2 separate regions of the Mus musculus genome follow, and region 2 is linked to region 1. The links are chromatin contacts, found by Hi-C in ENCODE. All regions are on one chromosome and are shown on one strand. The core of a region is the stretch at or near the end of the contact, and the rest is flanking DNA. Distances in the headings are between cores, read along the strand shown.

Region 1 (4,693 bases), core at 1,757-4,256:
CATGTTCTGGTAAACACAGAGCATCCACTCAATATGGGAATATCATCACTTCTTCATGGATCAGAAAACTGAAACCCACTGAAGGGTGGGGGGAAGAAGCTAATGGGCAGTGACTCTGGAGAATCTTAGCCTGGAAACACGTGCTCCAGAGTCTCCATTCTCAACCCCCAGGCCACCTCTGCCTATGGGATAAAGCCTAGCACAGCACACGAGAGCACATACAGGCACGCACACATTTCCCAGTCAGGGAATTTTATGATAGTGATAAGATACTTATGAGCTCTGTGACCTTGGCCAAGGCACAGAATCTCTCTGTGCTTCATTTTAACTTCCAGTCTGCTGTGGGAACTTACTGCATTGTTGCATGTGTGCCTCCGTCCGGCACACGGCGTTCTCTAAAAGTTAACTTTGCTATTACTGCCATCATTGTTGCAGAGTGGGTCCCGGATCACCAGGAGACGGATGTTAGGGAGCCCTTGATCTATTCCTCATCCTCTAAGTCTCCCTTCAGTTCCTCTTAACTAAAATGTACAAACCAGCCAGAGATCATTTGTAATGTAATGGGACTGACAGGCACCCATGTGGCTCAGGTTTATTCCAGAGAGAATAAATGGTTCTTTAAGAAGAACTGCTTAGATGTCAACAGTCGCACAGTCAACCATGCCAATCTCTACATTAGACTTATGAATCTATTTTTAGTGACAAGGGAAACTATTCAAATTAATCTGTTGCGTTATGTGTGTGCATTCAGATGAACCCGGGCATGGGCCGGTAGGCTGCTGTCACTCTTTAACCTTTGACTTAGCTTCCTACCATCAAAAGAAGTTCTTTCTACTTGAATACTTGCCTATCACTCCTACAGACTCCTGCCTGTGTGAAAACAAACAAACAAGGGGGCTGGAGAAATGGTTCAGTAGTTAAGAGCATGTGTTGTTCTTGCAGAGGTCACAAGTTCAAGTCCTGGCACCCACCTGGTGGCGCACAGTCATCTATCGCTGGAGGATCTGAGGCCTTCTTGTGATCTCCTTAGGCACCAGACACACACATGGTACACAGACATACATGCAGACAAAACACGAATACATAAAATAAAATAAATCTAATTTTAAAATCATGCAAGATTACAGAACGAAACTCATCGTGTCTAAGCCTTCGTTCTGTAAAACTCAAATTCCATCAACGTTCCTCGTACCCCTTCCTCAACTCTATACAGATTCTGAAGAAATGAATGAGAAGACACAGTTCCTTTTTGTTGTTATTGTCGGTTTTTTTTTTTTTTTTTTTTTTTTTTTTTTTTTTTTTTTGATACAGGGTTTCTCTGCATAGCCCTGGCTGTCCTGGAACTCACGTTGTAGACCAGGCTGGCCTCGAACTCAGAAATCCGCCTGCCTCTGCCTCCCAAGTGCTGGGATTAAAGGTGTGCACCACCACTGCAGGCAACACAGTTCCTATTATCTAATAATAAAAGATTTTGAGGAGCAGGGTCAGGTGGCACGGCAAAGAGGAACTGAGAGCTGGGGGTGGGGGGAATGAAGAAACAGACGTGCTTTGACCCTTGCCACACGGAATTATGAAAAGACCAAGCTTGCATGGAGCATCTGCTGGCCACTGCAGACAGGAGCTGTGGCCACAGTGCTGGTCACTTTCTTGTAAAGGCCACACGTAAGGCTTTCCCAGGATACCTCTGTCCCTTCAGTTCATTAATCTTTCTAACTCTCAGGGGAACGGAACCTGTGTTCTCCCCTCTCACCAAGGGAACTGGGGTCATGGAGGTGCCTTGACGACTATTTGGACTTGGGACTTGTCTAAGAAATCCCAAGTTTACTAACTGGGCCCCAAACCTTTGCTCTCTCGAACCACAACTTCAACTGAAGATCTAGCACTTGGCAGTGTAACTTGCCATAGGGGCACCTCCAGAATACATGGGGAGGTATATTGTTTTGTTTGCTTGGTTTTGGTTTGTTTGATTTTGTTTTCTGAGCCTTCGTTCTCATTTAGAGTAATATCCCTTTTCAAGCATTCTCTCTTCCACGGGCAAATCCCTCACCGGGTCAGGGAATTGCTTCAATTCCAGGTCAGCAGGTAGACGGACTTCAGGTGGAGTGTGCTTGCTTACATTGGCGAAACGTTTTTCAGCTACCTTGACAAGTCCAGGGCAGTTGGATATGAGGATGGGGTTCTCAAGGTTCATGCCTTTGAGGAACTGAGAAGAGCCAGGGGACCGCCTGGGTTCGTCTCTGTCCTGCCGCAATGAGGATGCCTGGCTACCTCTCCTGGCCCTTGTTTTGTAAAGTCACACCGCAAAAGTCCTCTTCTCTCCAGAGACAACTTCCCACAGCTCCCAAGCAACCATGACACTGTCCTGAGCGCCTCCAGGAACATGGGTCACCCTAAGTCATCTCTCCCTAGCCCAGGGCTTCTCATCTGCACTGTGCCTTGCTTCCTGCAGGCAGGCCAGTAGGGCTCGCCAGCGCTGCTTCAGGACACCTTCAGGGGTCACTGCCTTGAGGACAGGCAGCTAGGACAGGGATGCAGCCAGGACGCTGCGGGGACGCCAGTTATCTTTGCTTCCCTCCGCCCGCGACACTCGTGATCTGAAAAGCTCGGGGAAAGCGAAGCCTGAGACTGCGAGAACGCGGAGACACGGGGACGCGCTCCCGAGTGGGCGCCTTTAGACCCACGCCTCACGGACACACTCTGCCCTCGGACGCCACCGACCCGCCAACCCTGGGTGTAATAAACACGAAAAACAAACTTGGCACAAATGAGCTCCCCGCCCCCAACTCCCAAGCTGCGGCTCCCCCCACCTCCCAACTCGGATGTGTAGGAGCTCAAGTCAGAGAACCTCGCGGGGACCGCGACTTACCTACGCCTCCTGGCCGTTTTATCCACCAAATAGCCACCTTGCCCCGTGGCAGCGACAGGTTCGGATCACCTCCTCCGTGTGCCAACAGCTCCGAGGTTCTGATGGTGCAGAGAGAAGCTGCCAACGAATACAGAAAGTTTTCACCAATAGAAACCGAAGTTCTCTCGACTTCGAACGTGCAACTGCCCTCAGCTCCTCTAGGTGGCGCACGGTGCTCTTTGGGGAAAGAACTGGGACTCTTAATCCTGCACACAGCTCCAGCATCCCAAGTCATCTCTGCTAAAATTGGGAAATGGATCCCTGCTTCGCCTACAGGGCTCCGTTCTCAAAACCTACTTCCATCGCTTTTGACGGTCCCTTGGTTTTGTTCATTGACTTGTCCAGGTCGTGGAGCAAATACAATGATATTTTGGATTATTTGTTTAACATCTCTGAAACACCTTCAGTCCCTGGGGCATCCTAGTTTGGATGGTTTAAACTTAACTAGTTGTTGCCTCTTCGGAGTAAGTTAGAAAACAATAAGACAAAGTCAGCTGAATACTAGCTGTCCATCATTGTCTTCCCCTTCCCGTGTGGCCGGTTTACTTGGGGGTTACACTGGGTTAGACCTGGAAAGATCCTGAGTTATCTGACCACCCTCTGGGAAAACCTGACATTAAAAGGTCAGAAAGAGGAGCTGGTGTGGAAGCAGAAGGATTGAAACTTTGATGCCAACAAAAGCTACATGGCAAGACTATTTCAAGACAAGTTAATAGACAAACAGTGCAAGTTAGTGCTAATGCTGTTGCTCGGCTGCTGAGCTTGCTTCCTTTTCTGTTTAAGTATCCTTGAAGCCACCCCTGATGGAAACAAATCATCTGTTTCAAAGCTAAGGGATATGTGGCTTACAGTGTTGTATAACTCATCTGAGGTCCCATAGCTAGATAGCACAGTCAGACTTGTTAAGGTAGGTGTATCTGGCAGGAGATCTTATATCCAATTTCTTTCTTTTTTTTTAAGATTTATTTATTTATTATATATAAGTACACTGTAGCTATCCTCAGATACTCCATAAGAGGGTGTCAGATCTCATTACGGATGGTTGTGAGCCACCATGTGGTTGTTGGGATTTGAACTCAGGACCTTCTCGACAGCCCTTATATCCAATTTCTATGAAGCATCAAATAAGCCGACAAATTATGAAAAGGGGACTATGTGAGAAACTTGATTCAGGAATATCTAAAAGGAGAGAAATCAGAGCACAGGACATGGAGAAAGAATCTTACAGTGAATGTCATGCTGAGCACATTAAAGTTTGAATCTGGGGCCTGGAGAGATGGCTCATCAGTTAAAAGCACTGACTGCTCTTTCAGAGGTCCTGAGTTCGAATCCCACAACCACATGGTGGCTCACAGCCATCTGTAATGAGATCTGATGTCCTCTTCTGGTGTGTCTGAAGACAGCTACAGTATATGAACTGGGCTTCCTTATATATAGTAAATAATAAAGAAATCTGAAAGTTTGAATCTGAGATGTCCCCTACAGGTTTTGTTTGTTTGTTTTTAAGATTGTTCCCCAATAGCTGGTGATATTTTGGGAGACCCTGGAACCTTTAGGAGTAGAGCTGAGCTGGTGGAAGTAGGTCACTAAAAGTGGGACTTTCATGTTTATAGCCCAGCCCCAATCCCACAACTTTCTGCTTCCTGCTCTGCTCCTATGTGAACAAGACTTTGCCTCCACCACCCACTCCAACAGATGGATGGAACCTGCCATTCTGACCTCCCACGATTGAAATCCATCTGTACTGGCTAGTTTTGTGTCAACTTGACACAGCTGGAGTTATCACAG
Region 2 (4,758 bases), core at 1,919-4,418, about 28 Mb before region 1:
CCTAGAGACCAAAATAGAGATTCTTAGTGTCCACACATCTTCAAGAGATGAGAAAATCTGGGGATACTTTATCTTCCACTGTGAGACCTGGACCAGAACAGAAAAGGTAATGGGGTGCTCTGATAAAAATCAGTGCTCCCTCTCCTGCATCTGTTAGGGTGAGCTTTCTGTCCTGACTCTCCTCCTAAGTATGAGTAGCTTCCCAAGAGGCTTTGTTTAGTCATGCATATTGACTAATGACAGCCCAGCCAGCAATCAGGCAGCCATATTTGAGTATTGGCAAGACATACAGCTTTGATTCCAATAGGGTCCTTAACTATGCTAAAAAAAAACAAAACAAAAGCAAAAACAGAAACAAAAACAAAAACAAACCACAAAAACCTTACCCTAAAACCTAGTTGGCAGTTATCCTTAATTACAGTCACATACTTAGGGGAGTATAGGACTCAAAACGGCCTATTGAGTAGAGAGTAGAAGCAAGGGACATTTTACATAATGGGCAACAGGGTGCTTTTGATGTGAAGATGAGCAAGCCAATGACTAGGGCAGAACAGAGATCCCCAAAGTGACACCTGCATAGATCTGCACCTCACACTCTTTTTACATTTTTAAATTTTTCCTAAAATATATTTTGATTATACTCTGTCCCTTCCACCCAAGTTCTCCCAGATCTTCCTCACCTCCCTACCTCACTTCCTCTTTTCCCTCTCCTCTTCCTCTCCCTTCCACTCCCACTCCTCCTTCCCTCTTTTACCCCCCCCCCACCCCCCCCAAAAAACCAAGAACCACAACACTAGCCATAAAAACAACAACAACAACAAAACAGGTCATCAAAGACCATTAAGCCTGTTTTGTGCTGGCAAGCTACTCCTGCACATGAGGTCTGCCCTGGAGTGTGGCTGAGACACCCATTGTCCCTACATTGGAGAAAACCAATTTCCCTTCCCAGCTGCTGTCTACGTCTACGGCAACTATCTTCTCAGTTACAGTGGGACTGGGTTCACTTCCCCTTCTCTGCCTTGGGATTGTGTCTGGCTTCAATTTGTGCAGAGTCTCTGTGAGTTCATATGTGCATCAGCCTGGTGCATTCTGGGAAATTATCTTTATGCATAATGTAGGAGGTTTGTGTTAAACAAAGATGAGTGGATTTTGTGTAGGCTTCAATAAATCCCCAAATATCTTATAATGTGTATCAAAACAGTAGAAAAATTTTAATACCAAATCCCAAAACATTTGGTCCCAAGCATTCAAGATAAACTCTACTTGACCTGCAAAGAGATTCTGGTACAGGAGTCCACTGTGTGAAATCTTATCTAAATAGAACAGACCACGATGCAAAACAGCAGGCTTTACCACAGTGCTGACTTCTGAGGGCATTAACAAGATGTGAGCTACCTAGCATTCTAAGATGGGAGACGGGGTGACTGGGAGAGGGGCAGTGGGCAGGATGTAAAGTGAATGTGTTTTAAAAATGTAATTAAAAAGTAATAGTCCATTGGCTTAAAGATAGGACATTACACTTCAATCTCACAAATATAGGCTCTTCTCTTTTCCTATGTCAAGCTTACTATGTATACTGTATACAAAAATGTCATTAAGGGCTGGGGACATAGCTCATTTGGTAGAATGTTTGCTTAGCATGCATGAAGCCCTTAGGATCTACACCGAGCATGGGATAAAGCCAGTGATGGGGCAACCCTGTCTTAGTCAGAGTTTCTATTCCTGTACAAAACATTAAGACATATGAAGCAAATTGGGGAGGAAAGGGTTTATTCAGCTTATACTTCCTCATTGCTGTTCATCACCAAAGGAAGTTAGGACAGGAACTCATACAAGGTAGGAACTTGGAGGCAGGATGGACGCAGAAGTCATGGAGGAATGCTGTTTTCTGGCTTACTTCACTTGACTTGCTCAATGGCTTTCTTATAGAACGCAGGACTATCAGCCCAGGGATGGCACCATCCACAATGGGCCCTCTCACTCTTGATCACTAATTGAGAAAATGCCTTACAGCCAGATCTCATGGAGGCATTTCCTCAAGGGAGACTCCTATCTCTTTGATAACTCCAGCTTATGTCAAGTTGACACACAAAATCAGCTAGCACAATTCCTATAGTGAAATTAGATCAAGGTCATTGCCAGGAATATAGCAAGCTCCAATTCAGCATTGAATACACGATACAGATTCTTGAAAATTAAAAACAAAACAAATCAAAAAACAGTGTTTTCTTCCTTGAGAAATCCATAGTTTAACATTATCTTCATGTCAACACTGTGCTATCCTGTCATGGATATGATTCAGCAAGCATTGATGATATGTTTACAATGTGATTATTTCATGAATATAATTACCAGACATGGTTGCAATTCTGCCTTTTCAGAAATAATAATTTTGAATTTCATGACTCTACTTTATACCTAGGGAAGAAGTTTGAGACCATGTGATTTTGATTTGTGGATATCATGGGAACTCTGACCCAAAAGAGATCAAGCATAAAATATAAACAGTACAAACTAAGAAGGAAATGCAATACCACACAGCAAATTTCCTCACTAGACCTGTATTAGCTCCTTATTACAATTATGAACCATCTGACACAAGATGGTTATGAGAAAAAAGGCTTATCTAGTTTATGGTTTAAAGATTTGAAATCTAAACAGCGTAGACCTTGGGCCAAGCCTTTGGCTGCACTAGCTGGTGCAAGCACGTGTCAGTCAATAATCATATCGCCATCCAGGAAGGAGACAGGATGATCAAGGGAGCATGCTCGCTTCTTTTACAATGACCCTTCACAGGATCCAAAGGGCTCACACAGTAACAACCAAGGGGTCCCACAAAAACTAACCTCCACACTAAGGTGACCCCACTTTTTAAAGGCTCATTACCTTCCAACCCTGGAATGGAGTCTTTTAGTCACATAAACATTTGAGAGACCACAAATAATGTATACCCTAAGCCACACTAAGGCCCACCTTATCCCTCATGTTAATTTATTTTTGCCAAAGATGAAGGCTATATTTGCACATAAGACTTTTTTTTTCTGTACATCTACAAGATGGTTTCCTGGTTGACTCATTGCCTTGGTGACAGACTATTTAAAATGCTATTTCTAGTCTGTCTGTGAGAATCACAGGACCAAGAGGATTTGCTGGTGCGTATATTTATGAAACAATCAAGTATTCATATCACTCGCCTAGATGTGTCCTAAAGGATGACCAAAGCACTTAACAAGAGCAGTTCAGGTCCTATGTGTGTTCTCAGGGAGGTCCTTCTCTCAACTATTTTTTGATCTTTCACAATAACCGTCAATTCTGTTAACATACTCTATGTCTCCACACTTAGCTCTCCTTGAGAAGCCTGGTTTAAATCCTAAATGCTTTGGCTGCATTTGTTCAACACAGAGCATAACATAGATCTGGATAAATAAAGCTGGATTCTAGAAATCTAAATTATATAAGCACATAATTCTGACCCATGGATGCTACATACTCAGTCTTCATTTTTCCCTCCACTGAAAGTGAAGGCTGTTTTGGCTAACAAAAGCTAGAAATAGCTGCATATTGTATCCCCGGTTCTTATACTCATACTTCATTAAGAGGACTCTGGGGGAGATCATGAGGTATTTTGGCTCACTGCACACCTTCAAAATTGCCACAAAGTAAGTGAAAATTAAATATAGTAGAAAACTTAACAGGAAGGAGAATAAACGTGAGCAAATTGTAATGGCTTGTGTTTGAAGATGCTGTGATGAAACGTTGGCCTTGTATGTTAACCCCCACAAAAATGAAAATATCAAAATTATATTGTACGTCTAATAAAGAGAGACAGCCTATTATTTTGCAAATCAGTATTGATTGGAGAAGCAATTTAGGTGAGAGAGCATTAATAGACTTTGTTTATTTTCTTTCAATCTTCTTAGCCAAGCTCAGAGATGCTATAAAAAATGTATTTCAACCGTCAAAACCCAGAGACAGTTAAGTTGGTATAAATTGATTTAGTACGTTTTTAGTATAAACAGCTACCAATGTGTCTATGCTTTTCTAATATTCCTGACATGCTAATGAATGCCTGGGGACACTGTGTTGTCTTATGAATAATTATAATATCATTATACAATAATAAAACATTTTAATGATATTGAAGTAAGCAATGAGAATAATAGAAATATTAGCTTCCTTGGGCAATTTGTAGAGTGCACACTCTCACATCAGCAAGAAAAATAAAAATAAAACATCGTTTTCATAATTTCATTCTGTTTTCAGGTATTCCTTCCCTAAGAATGTACCTATACATACTGGTTTTTAATGTATTTTTAGATGACATGTTCTCAACAGGGATTGACACATGCAGGGTTGTTTAGACTATTGAAAACACATTTCTTTCTCCTCCTATGCTGTTTGTCCCCTGATTACATGCTGGAATTGCAATAACATTACATCTCTTGGGAGTTTCCATTAAATGCTCAATCTGTCCATTAGGATCTTTCCACTCATATCATATTAAGCTCCTGCTATCATTTTCTATGTTTCCCTCTATTAGTACTAAATAGATACTGTTGGATCAGAGAGAGTAATGCTGTTCTATCATGGTATCCCTTCTCACTGATGACCATATGATGCTCAGCTTTATCTATTATGCAGTCAATATTTATCCATTGTCCTGAAGAATTCTGTGAGATTGTAATTTTCAGCTTGTCTTTTAAAAAAAAATTTAAGCTATCCCACACATACTGTGTGTATGTATGTTCGTGTGTGTGT

The links. Hi-C counts contacts between places; a loop is a spot of excess contacts on that map.
Region 2: a loop to region 1 is called in a map of T-helper 1 cell, with 16 times the contacts of the local background. The contact joins the enhancer-like site here to the promoter of Rubcnl in region 1. A Hi-C loop is called at or near these places in 2 of 37 maps with a recorded cell type or tissue (T-helper 1 cell and T-helper 17 cell).

Annotation. Positions count from the first base shown.
Region 1 is chr14:75,014,340-75,019,032 of GRCm38, reverse strand. Rubcnl (RUN and cysteine rich domain containing beclin 1 interacting protein like) reads right to left here and starts at 3,006. Exons shown (of 14, transcript NM_198642.2): 1 at 2,867-3,006.
Region 2 is chr14:103,398,403-103,403,160 of GRCm38, reverse strand. No RefSeq gene overlaps it. Among named protein-coding and RNA genes, the nearest start is that of Gm34758, 54 kb to the right of the region's middle. Within about 2 kb of position 3,168, at least 1 of the 3 ENCODE cell types and tissues checked has a DNase peak (open chromatin) inside an H3K27ac peak, as active enhancers do.